Linked DNA regions of Homo sapiens: region 2 is linked to region 1. A link is a loop called in an ENCODE intact Hi-C map of the cell type or tissue named here. Cell type or tissue: heart right ventricle. All regions are shown on one strand. Links, peaks and the distances in the headings refer to the core of each region. The heading gives the core; the rest is flanking DNA.

Region 1 (9,294 bases), core at 6,728-9,227:
CTGGGATTACAGGTGTACACCACCACACCCAGCTAATTTTTATATTTTTGGTAGAGATGGGGTTTCACCATGTTGGCCAGGCTGGTCTCGAACTCCTGACCTCAGGTGATCCACCCACCTCGGCCTCCCAAAGTGCTGGGATTACAGGCATGAGCCACCAAGCCCGGTCATAACAACATAATTTCTAAGTACTCAGAAGATGAGGTAACCCTGGGAGTGTGTCTGATGGGGAATGGATCTAGTGTGGCTCCCCTATCTGGAGGAAGGCTGAGATCTGGAGAAGGAATTATGAAATGAGGATGGGAACACTAGTATTGTGAGCAGTGACAGCAGCGTGAGGGAAGACCTAGCTGGTGACGGGAACTTGGGTTGTTATAGCTCCCACCAGGGGGGGTTCCAAAAAAGGGCCACATCTCTTTCTAGCCCTGTAGTGCCTGATTGTCTGCACCTCCCTCCAGCAGGGCCCCCAGCCCCACATCCAGCACTTGCCCTCCTTTTGGGTTGCTTGGCTTAAGGACTGAAGAAGCCACAGCTAGGTGTACTTTTCCCTTTTTAGTAATGGTGTCTTTTTATTGATAACTTCCCAACAGCATCTGTAAACATCGGGTACAAAAATATTCCATTAAACTCTTTCCCGAGGTGGCTCCGTTTGCTCCATGGAGGCCTTCAGAGAGGCCTGCTGGCCCCTCAGGTTCCACACCTCTATTCAGAGAAACACAGAACTCAGCACGCTCAGGGCTGAATGGATGGCCAGCCTCCGTCTCAAGACTTCTACCTATCTCAGAAACCTCCTTGAGATACCAAGGAGAAAGTATTTGATACTTTTACGGAGCAAGGGGCAGGAAAAGCAGAATTAGTGGGTGCGGGGGTGGGCTGGGGTGAACTCAGAGGAGACCGTGCTTGTGCACCTCAAGGAGGTCCTGACCGGTGGTGGGGGACATCTGGCTCTGGTGTCTGGGAACCTTCTAAGCATTCTTCAGAGCAGACGTCAGGCTCAGCTCTGGAAAAATTCCCCTGTGCCCAGCCCCACGACTCCAGCTGGAATGGGCGTGCCCTGGCATGGCAGAGGGGTCTTGCAGAATAGAGATGTTCTGAGGAAGGAAGGAGCCAGAATTAAAGACCCCCCCAGGAATTCCACACCCCTCGGGAGAGAGCCTTGTCCCCCTAGGAGCCCTGGGTGACAGAACGGGGCAGCAAAGGAGCCCTGGATGACAGAACAAGGCAGGGTTACCCGCTGCCACCTTGTATGCTGCTGCCCTGAGACCCCCTCAAGGCACCGGGCAGCAGGGCTATTCGCCCGTCATCTCCTCGTCATCTGTCTGGCTGCGGCCGTTGATGGCTGGGGAGCCAGGCTGGACATGGGACAGGTCCTCGAAGCCGGGGCTCAGGGAGGGCGAGACGGTGTCGGGGCTGGTGTCACATGAGCCCGTGCTCTGTTCTGAGGTGGCAATGGTGGTCGTGGTGCTGGGTGGGATGGGGTCTTCATCCTCTTCCTCCAGGAAGGATGCCTCTGGGATATCTGGGGGAAGGAGGCCCAAGAGTTGGTTTTGTCACCTTGCCAAGCTCTGTGATGTAGGACTTATTGTCCATGTGACCCCTAACGGCTGCCCTCACCCCATGGGGGTATGACTTGACCCTTTTTTTTTTTTTTTTTTGAGACGGAGTTTCGCTCTTTGCCCAGGCTAGAGTGCAATGGTATAATCTCGGCTCACTGCAACCTCCGTCTCCCGGGTTCAAGCGATTCTTCTGCCTTAACCTCCTGAGTAGCTGAGACTACAGATGCCCATCATCACGCCCATCTAATTTTGTATTTTTACTAGAGACGGGGTTTCTCTATGTTGGTCAGGCTGGTATCGAACTCCCGACCTCAGGTGATCCACCCGCCTCAGCCTCCCAAAGTGTTGGGATTACAGGCATGAGCCACCGCGCCTGGCAGACTTGGCCCATTTTTATTTTGTAGAGGAGAAAACTGAGGCCCAGGCAGGGAAGAGCCCTCCCTTCAAGGTGAGGTGAGGAAGGGACACAAGATCTGGGGTTAGGCCTACAGGAGCCCTGAGGGCGAACCTGGCTCACTGCACTACCTGGGCTAGGTATATGACCTCCCCTCAGCCCAGCTCCCTGCTCTGTAAACTGCTGTTGGAGGCCCTGGGATGGAGAGCTGTCGGCCTTTTCAACAGATGGTGTGAACCCAGGCTCAGCCTGCAGAGCCCTTTAAGGTGGTGGCAACATGGAATGGTACCCCAGAGAACACGCGAGCTCTCTAGCCAGACAGATGCGAACTCAAGTCCTGCCCCTCTGGGCCTCTGTTTCCCTCTCCATGAAACGGTGATACTCACAGTCCCCACCCCATGGGTGACTGTGGGTAACAGCTGGACATGGGACAGATCCTCGAAGCTGGGGCTCAGGGAAGGCGAGACGATGTCGGGGCTGGTGTCACATGAGCCCGTGCTCTGTTCTGAGATGGCTCATAATGCACACAGGGATAAGGATTGTCATGCTGCTTATCCACATTCTCCTGTGCGGCCTCCCCACGGGGCACGGACTCCCGTCCTAGTGCCCACTCTGCCAGCTGCTGACAGGACCAGGCCAGCACCCTGACCCTGCCCCCACCCCAGGTTTCCCCAGACCCACTGCCCATTACAGCCTGGTCTCAGTATCAGGCCCCAAGGTGGCCTTCCAGAAGCCTGCCCTGGGTGGAGAGTGCTGACGTGCTCGGGAGCAGGAACCCTGCGTGACACTTACGGCTGAAGGCCTCTGGGTGCTGCCTGGCCAGTTTCCCTTTCAGCGTCCTGCAGGGGAGAGAAGGCACACAGGGCTTAACCTGCTGAGCAGGTAGGCTGGGCCTGGTGCTGGCCACAAGCCCCTGCTGCCAGCTGAGGGCAAGGGGAGACGGGAGTGAGAACCCCCACACTGTTCATCACCTCACATCTTCACTCTCTCTAGGTGCTCGGCCCAGCAGCCACGGCCCTGACAGTCGCCCACCAGCCGGCCTCCAGCCCCAAGGTAGGCACCAACCCCCAACTAGTTAGACTCTGGGTGCTCTGAGCCTAGGCACTGGCTGGGGGCTCCCCCTGCGAGGCTGCTTCTTACATGTGGCCTCTTCTCTGATAAATTTTTTTTTTTTTTTTGAGACAGAATCTCACTCTGTCGCCCAGGGTGGAGTGCAGTGGTGCCATCCTGGCTCACTGCAACCTCCACCTTCCGGATTCACATGATTGTCCTCCCTCAGCCTCCCAAGTAGCTGGGATTACAGGCACGTGCCACCATGCTCAGCTGATTTTTTTGTATTTTTAGTAGAGACGGGATTTCATCATGTTGGCCAGGCTGGTCTCAAACTTCTGACCTCAGGTGATCTGCCTGCGTCAGCCTCCCTAACTGCTGGGATTACAGGCATGAGCCACTGTGCCCAGCCATTCCTGCCTTTTCATTATGTGTCTAGCACTATGTTACTTTTTTTTTTTTTTTGAGACGGAGTCTCGCTCTGTCGCCCAGGCTTGAGTGCAGTGGCGCGATCTCGGCTCACCTCCTGGGTTCATGCCATTCTCCTGCCTCAGCCTCCCGAGTAGCTGGCAATACAGACGCCCACCACCACGCCCAGCTAATTTTTTGTATTTTTAGTATTTTTTGTATTTTTAGTAGAGACGGGGTTTCACCATGTTAGCCGGGATGGTCTTGATCTCCTGACCTCGTGATCCGCCTGCCTCGGCCTCCCAAAGTGCTGGGATTACAGGCATGGGCCACCTCGCCCAGCCGCACTGTGTTACATTTTTTAAGAATAAATAAACTGCAAGGCTGGGCATGATGGCTCATGCCTATAATCCCAGCACTTTGGGAGGTCGAGGTGGATGGATCATCTGAGGCCAGGACTTCGAGATGAGCCTGGCCAACATGGGGAAACCCTGTCTCTACTAAAAAAATACAAAAATTACACAAAATACAAAAATTAGGCTCACACCTGTAATCCCAACACTTTAGGAGGCCGAGGCAGGCAGAGTGCTGGAGCTCAGGAGTTTGAGACTAGCCTGGGCAACACGGTGAAATCTCGTCTCTACTAAAATACAAAAAATCAGCTGGGCGTGGCAGCATGCGCCTGTAGTCCCAGCTACTCAGGAGGCTGAAGCAGGAGAATCGCTTGAACCTGGGAGGCGGAGGTTGCAGTGAGCTGACATTGCACCACTGCACTCCAGCCTGGGCGACAGAGCAAGACTCCACCTCAAAAATAAAACAACAACAACAAAAATTAGCTGGGTGTGGTACAGTATGTCTGTAGACCCAGCTACTCAGAAGGCTGAAGCACAAGAATCGCTTGAATCCAGGAGGCAGAGGTTGCAGTGAGCCAAGATCACGCCACTGCACTCCAGCCAGGGCCACAGATCAAGACTCTGTCTCGGCCGGGCGCAGTGGCTCACGCCTGTAATCCCAGCACTTTGGGAGGCCAAGGCGGCTGGATCACGAGGTCAGGAGATCGAGACCATCCTGACTACTAACACGGTGAAACCCCATCTCCACTAAAAATACAAAAAATTCTCCAGGCGTGGTGGTAGGCACCTGTAATCCCAGCTACTCCGGAGACTGAGGCAGGAGAATGGCGTGAGCCCGGGAAGCGGAGCTTGCAGTGAGCTGAGGTCGCGCCACTGCACTCCAGCCTGGGCAACAGAGCGAGACTCCGTCTCCAAAAAAAAAAAAAAAACTCTGTCTCGATCAATTAATCAATCAGTAAATAAACTTACGTCAAGATTTTATCCCAGGGTTGGAATTGTCCCAGACACTTAAGTGCGCAGTGAAGCCTTGTAAAACAAACAGAAATCTCCCTTTACCCTGGTATGTGAAGGAAACTGAGGCTCAGATGGGGAGGTGGAGGCAGAGGTCAGCTGGGCTGGGGTGGCACTGAGCACCCACCTGATACGGCGGAAGATGCTGTCCAGGTCCCGTTTCATCTCTACTAGGGTCCTCGTGTGGTGCAGGAAGCGTTCGCTCATCTGCTGCAGGCGGGCACTGGACAGGTTGTTGAAGTTGAGCAGCATCTCATTGGTCTTCTCAAAGCGGTCCAGCCTGATGGTGGAGAGAGGGCATGAGCTTCACTGCCCAGCTTCAGGGCCCTGCCCAACCTGGCCCAGAAGACTGTTCATGCCAAGCCCTTGCCTGCTTCACAACCTTTGCATGGGCTGTTCCCTTGTCCTGCAGAGTTCTACCTACTCTTTGAGCCACCTAGCAAACTCCTATTCAACCTTCAAAACCCTACTCAAGTGTGTCCTTCTCATGTAGCCTTGTCTACCTCTATTCAGTCAGACTTTTTTTGAGACAGAGTCTTGCTTCGTCACCCAGGCTGGAGTGCAGTGGCGCGATCTCGGCTCACTGCAAGCTCCGTCTCCCAGGTTCATACCATTCTCCTGCCTCAGCCTCCCGAGTATAGCTGGGACTACAGGCGTCCGCCACCATGCCTGGCTAATTTTTTGTATTTTTAGTAGAGACGAGGTTTCACCAGGTTAGCCAGGATGGTCTCGATCTCCTGACCTCGTGATCCACCCACCTCGGCCTCCCAAAGTGCTGGGATTACAGGAGTGAGCCATCGTGCCTGGCCCAATCAGACTCTTTTAATTCCACTAGCCCCAGGTTGTTCCTCTGGCCCAGCCCTGACACCATAGGGCCAGGAGGGTCTGTGTCTGGCTTTGTCTCCCCTCAGTCTAGAAGTTTCCCAGAGCCAGGTCTGAATCTGACCTAAAAAAACAGGAGACCAGCCGGGCATGGGGGCTCATGCCTGCAATTCCAGCGCTTTGGGAGGTCAAGGCAGGCAGATCATGAGGTCAGGAGTTCGAGACCAGCCTTGCCAACATGGGAAAACCGCGTCTCTACCAAAAATACAAAAATTGGCTGGGCATGGTGGCGGGCGCCTGTAATCCCAGCTACTCGGGAGGCTGAGGCAGGAGAATCATTTGAACCCGGGAGGCGGACATAGCAGTGACCTGAGATTGCGCCACTGCACTCCAGCCTGGGTGACAGTGCGAAACTATGTCTCAAAAAAAAGGAGACCAGCACTTTAGGAGGTTGAGGCAGGGTGGATCACTTGAGGTCTGGCCAACATGGTGAAACCACATCTCTTCTAAAAATAAAAAAATCAGGGCCGGGCACGGTGGCTCACACCTGTAATCCCAGCACTTTGGGAGGCTGAGGCGGGCGGATCACGAAGTCAAGAGATTGAGACCATTCTGGTCAACGTGGTGAAACCCCGTCTCTACTAAAAATACAAAAATTAGCTGGCCGTGGTGGCGCACACCTGTAGTCCCAGCTACTTGGAAGGCTGAGGCAGTAGAATCGCTTGAACCCAGCAGGCAGAGGTTGCAGTGAGCTGAGATTGCGCCACTGTGCTCCAGCCTGGCGAGAGAGCGAGACTCCGTCACAAAAAAAAAATCAGCCAGGCATGGTGGTGCATGCCTATAATCCCAGCGACTCAGGAGGCTGAAGCAGGAGAATCACTTGACCCAGGAGGCAGAGGATGTAGTGAGCAGCAATTATGCTATTGCATTCCAGCCTGGGCGACAGAGTGAGACTCTGTCTCCCAAAAAAAAAAAAAAAAAAGACACAGGAGAGAGACAGGTACTATTGAGACTCGGAGCTGCTCTGGGTCTGGGAGAAAAGGTAAGGAAATCAGGTCTGTACTGTGTCGTGACAGCTGAGAAGAGCCTCTGGCTCAGAGACACAAAAACAAAGCTGCGGGAGGCTGTGCTTCCACTCCAAGACTGTATTAGCCCAGTGGTGTCCAGTCTTTTCATTTCCCTGGGCCACATTGGAAGAAGAATTGTCTTGGGCCACACATAAAATACACTAACACTAACGACAGCTGATGAGTTAAGAAAGAAAAAGAAAAAAATCACAAAAAAAATCTCGTAATGTTTTAAGAAAGTTTACGAATTTGTGTTGGCCCACATTCAAAGGGTTGGACAGGCCGAGGGTTGGACAAGCTTGGTATTAGCCTTTCTTCCCCACAGGGCAGGCCTGAATTAGGGCAAGGTTTCAGCAGCCACAGCACCAAACCCCAGTGAGGACAAGAGGCCTTTATGTCCGCTCCAAGAGACCCTGGGCACTGTGCAGACACAGCCTGGGCTCTGGGAGACTAGTCCTTCACCAGGAAGTAGGCGCACCAGCATAAAACCTGCATAAAGGCCAGGCACAGTGGCTCAGGCCTATAATCCCAGGACTTCGGGAGGCCGAGGCGGGTGGATCACTTGAGGTCAGGAGTTCGAGACCAGCCTGACCAACATGATGAAAGCCCGTCTCTACTAAAAATACAAAAATTAGCTGGGCATGGTGGCACATGCTTGTAATCCCAGCTACTCAGAGGGCTGAGGCAGGAGAAATCGCTTGAACTCGGGAGGCGGAGGTTGCAGTGAGGCAAGGTCACACCATTGCACTCTAGCCTGGGCAACAAGAGCAAAACTCTGTCTCAAAAACAAGAAACAAATAAACAAAAAAACCTGCATGTGGCCCCCTCTGGTCCTTCAACTCTCCCACCCCAGGTCTCGGGACAGGAGCCCCTGCGGCCCCCGCCAAGCCATCCGCAGCTGCAAAATCTCCCCAAAGCCCTGCTTCCTGTGCCAAGGCCTCGCCTCCAGGCCGGGAAGGAATTTACTTTGGAGCCAGCGACAGATTTGCTCATTTCCTTCATTTTATCACCAGTGTGGGCCCCGGGTAGGGGCGGGCAAGACAAGAATGTTGGCCAGCCTGTGGATTCCTTCCCACGCTCAGGTCCCCCAGCCGCCACTCACATGTTCTTCTGGGCCAGGATGATGGCGTTGACATCATCTGTGTTCACCATGCTCAGGATGCGGCCGCAGAAGACCCTCGAGGCCGAGTCCGGGAGGTCCATCTCTTTCTCCTCCTCCGCTGCCTGAAACAGGCAAGAACAGAGTGGTCTGCACTAGTCACCAGGTGAGGTGGGACCAAGAGGCCAGGCCGGGACCGCCATGTGCTGGAACCTAACCCAACCGTGGTGGTATCCTACAGTGGGGATGTGTGACTGTGGCTCAGTCATGCCACCTGAACCTCAGGTGTGCCACCCCAGGAATTTGGAGGTATTGGGCAAACTAAGAGAGGTTGTATTTGTAAACTGTACCCAAGCACATTAGAATCCCATCACCTCCCACTTCCATGAGCCCAAGGCCACAGGTACCTCTCACCTGCACAGATCTGCCAGCTTCCTCCCTCATCCCCTGCCTAACAACTGCTGTCCTCACAAGCTGAACGTGTGTGGCTGCTTCAGCAAATCATCACCACCTCCAATGTCTCCTCTCCCAAGAGGTCAATGACTCCTGTTCCCGTCACTCTTACCGCTTCTCTTACTACTTGACCTCGTTTTTTTATTTCTTTTTGATACAGAGTTTCACTCCTGTCACCCAGGCTGGAGTGCAATGGCGCGATCTTGGCTTAGCGCAACCTCCGCCTCCCAGGTTCAAGCGATTCTCCTGCCTCACCCTCCCAAGTAGCTGGGATTACAGGTGCCCGCCACCACGCCTGGCTAATTTTTGTATTTTTTAGTAGAGACGGGGTTTCACCATTTTGGCCAGGCTGGTCTCGAACTACTGACCTCAGGTGATCCACTCGCCTCAGCCTCCCAAAGTGCTGGGATTACAGGCATGAGCCACCGCGCCCAGGCTACTTTACCTTGTTTTTGTTTGTTTGTTTGTTAAGAGACAGGGTCTCGCTATGTTGCCTAGGCTGCTCTTAAATTCCTAGGCTGACACGACCCTTTTGCCTTGGCCTCCCAAAGTGCTAGGATTACAGGCCTGAGCCACTGCGCCCAGCCACCCTTTACCTTGATTTAACTGCTTCACTGGTTCACCTCTTCATGAAATTATCCTAGTTATCAGCTAACCCGTTTGCCTGTCACCGCCACAACGTCAGCTCCAAAAGAGCAGAGGTGGCCAGGTGCTGTGGCTCACGCCTGTAATCCTAGCACTCTGGGAGGGCGAGGCAGGTGGATCACGAGGTCAGGAGTTCGAGACCAGCCTGGCCAACATAGTGAAACCCCATCTCTACTAAAAATACAAAAATTAGCCAGGCATGGTGGTGGGCACCTTTAGTCCCAGCTACTCGGGAGCTTGAGGCAGGAGAATCACTTGAACCCAGGAGGCGGAGGTTGTGGTGAGCCAAGACTGTGCCACTGCACTCCAGCCTGGGCAACAGAGAGACTCCGTCTCAAAAAAAAAAAAGAAGGAGTAGAGGTGTGTCTGTCACCAGAACCCGACCCGGAGTCTGGCTCATAGCAAGGGGCTGCCAGAATGTTGTTGTGGGGAAGGG
Region 2 (5,640 bases), core at 2,570-5,069, 120 kb after region 1:
AAGACAGCCACTTTTAGCTACTGCTAATGAGACTTGAGTCTATTTTTGTACAAAAGAGAAGCAAAATCTTTTTTCTAAACCTGTGCCTCCCTCTCCTCGGACACCCAGGGTCTAGCCGCTGCCCTGGGTCCTGCCTGCAGTATTACAGAGGTCGTCGAAAGGTGCAGCTGCGTTCTGAGGGCGTGGGGAATGGGCAGGTGGCCTCTGCTGGTCTCTGGCTCTACGTTTAGGCACCCCTTTCCCCAGCCTCTCCTCCTTGGGCAGGGTCTCTGCTCCAGCAAGCAAACAGGGTGGCCCAGGTGGCTATTTTGAGAACTCCAGCTGGTGCCCCCAGACAGCTGCTCAGAGCCAAGGGGGCAGAGGGCTTTCAGCGCCCCCAGGCCTGCCCTGCTATTTCAGGCCCTCAGCTGTCGGGGGCCACTGTGTTTCTGTGCTCCAAGTTGAGACTCGGCCGCAGCGGCGTCAGACTTTTCTTTGCGATGTCCTCGGTTTCCCATTTGTTGCTGCTGCTGCTCATTCCACACTGTTGAGACCTTGTGGTCTCGATGCTGCTGGCCTCCCTCCGTCCCTCTGTCCACTTGTGGGTCCTGGGGTCGTCTTAGCAGAGCCACCGCCAAGGTTTGCACTCAGGGAGGGGCTGATGGAGGGCTGGGCGCCATGGGGTCAGGGAGGCCCCAGGGACCCATGGGCAGAGCTGGGGAGCCAGGAGGATGGGTCTGCCTGCTCTGGGGGTGCAGGCTCTGCAGACACCCCAATTGCTGCTCTGTTGCTGTGCCTAGTCTAGTGTCCCCCAAAGCATCGGGGGGCCACGCAAGTGTGGGTGTGTGAGTGTGCGTATGTGGGGACCCCCCAGGGCATGGTGGGGTCTGAGGCGTGTGTTCCCATTTAGGGCTGAATGAAGCCATGACTTGGAAAGGTGGTGGGGGGTGGATGGCGGCTGTGACTCAGGGCCCAGGGATCACATGGGGGTCACTGCTGCCATCAGCAGTCAGGCAGGGAGAACAGAAATGCAAAAATACAGATGTCTATTTTTCTAAACTGGGGGGTGGAGGGGTGCCTCCTGACAGCTTCCAAAGAGCTGACTGTGGAGGGCCCACAGTGTATCCCACCCCTGCCCGAGAGTCTCTCTCCTTTGGGACCCCCGGGTTCCCAGAGCTCCGAGGAAACTGATCCTTCATGTTTCAATAGCTGTTGTTGTTTTTCTCTTTGGGCCGGGCCGGGCCGGGGAAGGGCCGAGCAGGCTCCAGGAGGCCTCCAGAGTCAGCTGGACCTTGCTGTGTCGCCCGCAGGCAGCCCTGCAGACACCGGTGAGGTGGGATGATTTCAGGAGGTCCCAGCCCGGGACTGCCCGCCCCTCTGCCCTGGGAACCAGTCCAAGGGGCTGTCAGTTGAATTTGCCTTTTTGTTGTTGTTGTTGTTTTTGTTGTTTATTTGTTCTCCTTTTAAGGAATTATGAAGCTAAGAAAAGTTTTGTGTTTTGGGGGTTGGTGGACAAAGTTCTAGCTGATTAAATATGGTCTAACTTATTGATACTATTTTTTTTTCTTTTAATGTTGTACTGTGGAGAAAAACTATTTTGAGCCATGGGGTTGGTGTTTACAAGAACTTTCCACTTTTGCCAAAATGTTACAATTGAAAGGCATCTATCTGCGTCTTCAGTTTCCTGATATTTTCTTAAAAGATCTAGTGTCCTTTTTGTACACTAAACAGGTGAATGCTGACTTTTTTCATTCTCCAATAAATTTCACTGAACTGAACCTGGCAGCCCAGGCTGCCTGGCTGGTGTGTGTGGTGTGTGGGTGTTGGTGTATCTGTGTGTGTGGTGTATGGTGTGTATGTGTGTGTGGTGTGTGTTGGGGTGTGTGGGTGTGTAGTATATCTGTGTCGGTGTGTGTTGGATGTTGTGTGTGGGTGTGTAGTGTGTGTGATGTGTTAGGGTGTGTGTGTTGTATGTGTGGGTGTGTTGTGTGTGGTGTGTGTTGGGGTGTGGGGTGTGTGGTGTGTGTTGGGGATGTGTGTGGTGAGGATGTGGTGTTTGTTGGGATGTGGTATGTGTTGGGATGTGGGTGTGTGTTGGGGTGTGGTGTGTGGATGTGGTGTATCTGGGTGTGTGGTATGAGGGTGTGGTGTGTGTTGGGGTGTGTGGTGTGGGGTGTGTGTGGTGTGTTGGGGATGTGTTGAGGGTGGGTGTGTGTTGGGGTGTGTGGGTGTGGTGTGTGTTGGGGTGTGTTGGTGTGGGTGTGGTGTGTGTTGGTGTGTGTTGACCGGATGTGTGGTGTGTGTTGGGGTGTGAGGGTGTGGTGTGTGTTGGGTGGTGTGTGGTGTGTGTTGGGGTGTGTAGGTGTGTGTGTGGTGTGAGGGTGTGGTGTGTGTTGGGGGTGTGTGTGTTGGGTGTGTGGTGTGTGTTGGGGTGTGGGTGTGTGTGTAGTGTGTGGGTGTGTCACAGCCTGGTTTCTGTGGTGGCTGTCCCTGTCCTGTGGTTGGGGGTGGGCTGGCATCAGGAGGTGATGTGACCTGGGGCCGCCATAATGATGAGAAAGGGTTGTTCAGGGGCTCTGGCTGGGACCAGATAAGAAGGCAGAGTTTGCAGCCTACCTGAGCCGTTGCCTGAGAAAGGACCAAATCAGAGGGCCCTGTAGGTGACGGGGAGCGCGGGGGTGGGGGCAGGCTGGGTCAGGGCGGAGGGATAGGGAGCCATAGCAGGTGTGTGAGCACAGCAGTACCCTCTGGTGTGGATAGGGTGGGCTGAACCCAGCATTGGGATTCCTTGGCCCCCTGTGGCACCAAAGGCTACAGGAGTGGGGCTGGGGGTGGGGGAAACCAGCTGTGACTGTCTCCCTCTGATGAAAGCAGCAGCAGGTAACGGTAATATTACCTGTTCTTCCCACACTGGGGCAGGGGCATCCCCTGTGCCACTAGTGGGGATGGGGAAAAGGCCTGACGGGAGCGGCGGTGGTGCAGGTGGAACGAGCCAGGGGCCATGGAGAACATAACACTCAACCTGCCAGCCAAGGACAAGAAGGGGTGCATTTAGTAAGCGATAACACCGAAGAATAGGACCGTGGGCAAAGGTCCTGGGCCTGCAGCTGTGGGGGGGGCCTGGCCTCCCTGCCCGTCCGTGGCCTTGGCCCAAGTTCTAAGGCCACCCAGGAATCTGAGGGGCGCGGGAGGGGAAGTCATGCAGCCCAGTGGGGCAGCGTGTACCCTGCTCCCAGCATAGCCTGGCCACGCTGTTCTCCCAGGATAACATCTCTGTCCCAACATCCCAGGGCCAACACCAACCTCCTGCAGCTCACGGTCCTGCCTCCCCCGGCCCTCCAACGCCAGCCCTAAGCCAACTGCCCAGCAATACTCTGGCCATCACCCCCGCAGCCTGCAGAGGCCACAGTCAGTCCCCTGACCTTCCTGAGCCATGGATGCCATCAGTCTAGTGCCCCGGATATTCAGGAGAGCCTTCCCACCCTCATGACCTGGGCACCCTGGTAGAGAGGGGCTCAGAGCTGTTAAACCCTCTCCTGCCACCTGCCAGGGGCCCCAATTGTCCTCTTTCAACGGGCACCCCTGTTCCTGCAGCCCCCTCCTGTACCAAGCTCCACCTGGGCTCTGCAACACAGCAGTGACTCAGCCTCATCCCTGCCTTCAGGGAGCCCACACTTTGCTGGGGAATAACAGTGCATCTCACCACCGACTTCAGCACACCCAGGCCTGACTGTAGGGGCCAAACCCCCTCCTTCGGCCTTGTCAACTGCTGGGAGTGGAAGCAGCCCAGCCTCTATGCCGATTCCCTCCAGCTGCCCTGTGCCAGCTCCCATCCTCCGGCACCCTCTACAGGTGGCCCTGTGAACACAGGCTCCCCGGGGCTGGGTCTTGGGACCTTCCTCATGTCTCTCAACTACACAGGTTCCTGAATCACGTGTCGCCTCGAGGCACAAACTCCCCGATTCTCTGATCCTCCAGTACCTACAGGATGTCCAACAGTTCCATTCCCAGAGATGGTATCGGACTCCACAAGTTATGGGGGTCAGTCCCACAGGGCTGCACCTGTGTCAGATGCCACCTATACTTCTGGCAAGCAGGCTAATAAATTGCGAGTTCCCATGACCCCACTTCAGGTTTGATAATTGCTGGAACAGCTCACAGAACTCCGGAAAATGCTCACAGCCAAATGGAGGAGGCGCACAGGGCAAGGTATGGGCGGGCCGTGAAGCTTCCATGCCTTTTCCAGGCATGCCACCCTCCCAGCCCCTCCATATTTTCCCCTAAACCCCATTTTTTTTTTGAGACAGGGTATTACTCTGTTGCCCAGGCTGGAGTGCAGTGGTACAATCATGGCTCACTGCAGCCTACACCTCCTGAGCTTAGGTGATCCTCCCACCTCAGCCTCCCACGCAGCTGGACTACAGGTGTGCGCCACCAAGCCCGGCTATTTTTTGTTTGTTTGTTTGTATTGAGACGGGGTTTCCCCGTGTTGCCCAGGCTGGTCTCAAACTCCTGGGCTCAAGCGATGCGCCCGCTTTGACCTCCCAAAGTGCTAGGATTACAGGCATGAGCCACCGTGCCTGGCTGACTGCCTATTTTTCGGCTTAGGTTCTATGAAGAATGTGTATCAATGTGTTGAAACACTGTAGATCTTAAAGGGAGCAGACTGGGTGGGGGAGGGGGGCCAGCCTGCCCAGACTTCCTAGACTCTGGGTAGCATTCCTTCCTCCAGGGTATGGGCAGGACCCTCCCGGAATGAGGGTCTTCAAGGGAGCAGGCAGAGAGTGACCTTTGCCGGCTTTGTGGCTTTTTTTTTGTTTTAAGGGGAGAAGGGCTCCAGTGTCTCTGACCTGCCTTGGGGAAGAGGAATTCTGGTTTCTATGGTTTCCAGGGGAGAAAGGGGCTAGAGGCAGGAGGGCAGGAGAAGGTCGGAGAGACTCGATTCTGAGCTTTCCGATGCCCTGCTCAAAGCGCGGGGCAGGCCAAGGCCCCATAACTTGAGGCTGAGGGGAGTTTCTGTGTTCTGAGCCCCAACTGTCTCATTTGCATATATGTGATTGATTAAATCGTTGGCCACTGGTGATTGAGCTCAATGTCTAACCAAGAACCAGGAACAAACACCAAATACTCTTTCACACTCCCTATCCCCAGCCCTCAGGGTCTGCCCAAGACCCCAAACTGCCTCCCACGTAGCCAATTTTTCATCTGCCCTGTCTGGGTGGCTCAGGTGGCTTGGCCTGTAGTTTTCTTTCAGTGAACTCCTCTTCATGTCTCAAAACCCTTGCCAGCAGCCCCCTCATCTGGGGAGCCTGTCTTGCAGGGGCCCTGCCTGTGAGTTCCCACCCACTGGGGCGGGGGTGTCCCAGTCCACTTCCAACTCCCTCAGACTGGGGCCCCTTCAGGGTGAGGCCTGGACCCAGAGTCTTAAGCCCTCATCCTCCAAGGTCAGGCCCTGTCTCTTGCAAACGTTCCCAACTATCCACCTTTTGGGCCAGCTCCAGTGGTGGAAACTTTCCGGCCTCCAGGCGCTTGTTTTGGAAAGTTCCTGGGGGAGCTGCCCCGGCCTGCCCGCTGGGTTCCCACGCTCCCTTATCAGCGCGCATGAGGGGGGCGCCCTGCAGTGCAGGCCTCATTCCTCCCCTGCCTCGGCCCTGCCCGCCT

Evidence for each region. Peaks named below come from ENCODE experiments on the same cell type or tissue, not always from the same donor. Only the 100,000 strongest peaks of a DNase experiment are listed, where the experiment ranks them.
Region 2: it touches region 1 in a loop (2.1-fold over the local background); 22 of 110 quality-filtered maps call a loop at or near these places.

Annotation. Positions count from the first base shown.
Region 1 is chr19:18,560,627-18,569,920 of GRCh38, reverse strand. It overlaps KXD1 (KxDL motif containing 1), which reads right to left. Exons shown (of 5, transcript NM_024069.4): 2 at 7,764-7,885; 3 at 4,900-5,052; 4 at 2,743-2,789; 5 at 543-1,519. The coding sequence starts at 7,864. The coding sequence ends at 1,290. It also overlaps a transcript of UBA52 not described here. Among named protein-coding and RNA genes, the nearest start is that of UBA52, 6.6 kb to the left of the region's middle. RefSeq lists an enhancer at 7,233-7,818. In heart right ventricle, for the core only: no CTCF peak of the experiment used is centred there; a DNase peak (open chromatin) is centred at 7,690; H3K27ac peaks cover 2,372 bases.
Region 2 is chr19:18,438,780-18,444,419 of GRCh38, reverse strand. It overlaps ELL (elongation factor for RNA polymerase II), which reads left to right. Exons shown (of 12, transcript NM_006532.4): 12 at 1-1,757. Among named protein-coding and RNA genes, the nearest start is that of ISYNA1, 3.5 kb to the right of the region's middle. RefSeq lists a silencer at 2,560-2,609 and enhancers at 3,403-3,462, 3,623-3,742, 5,088-5,640. In heart right ventricle, for the core only: a CTCF peak has its summit at 3,840 (motif pointing left); no DNase peak of the experiment used is centred there; H3K27ac peaks cover 641 bases.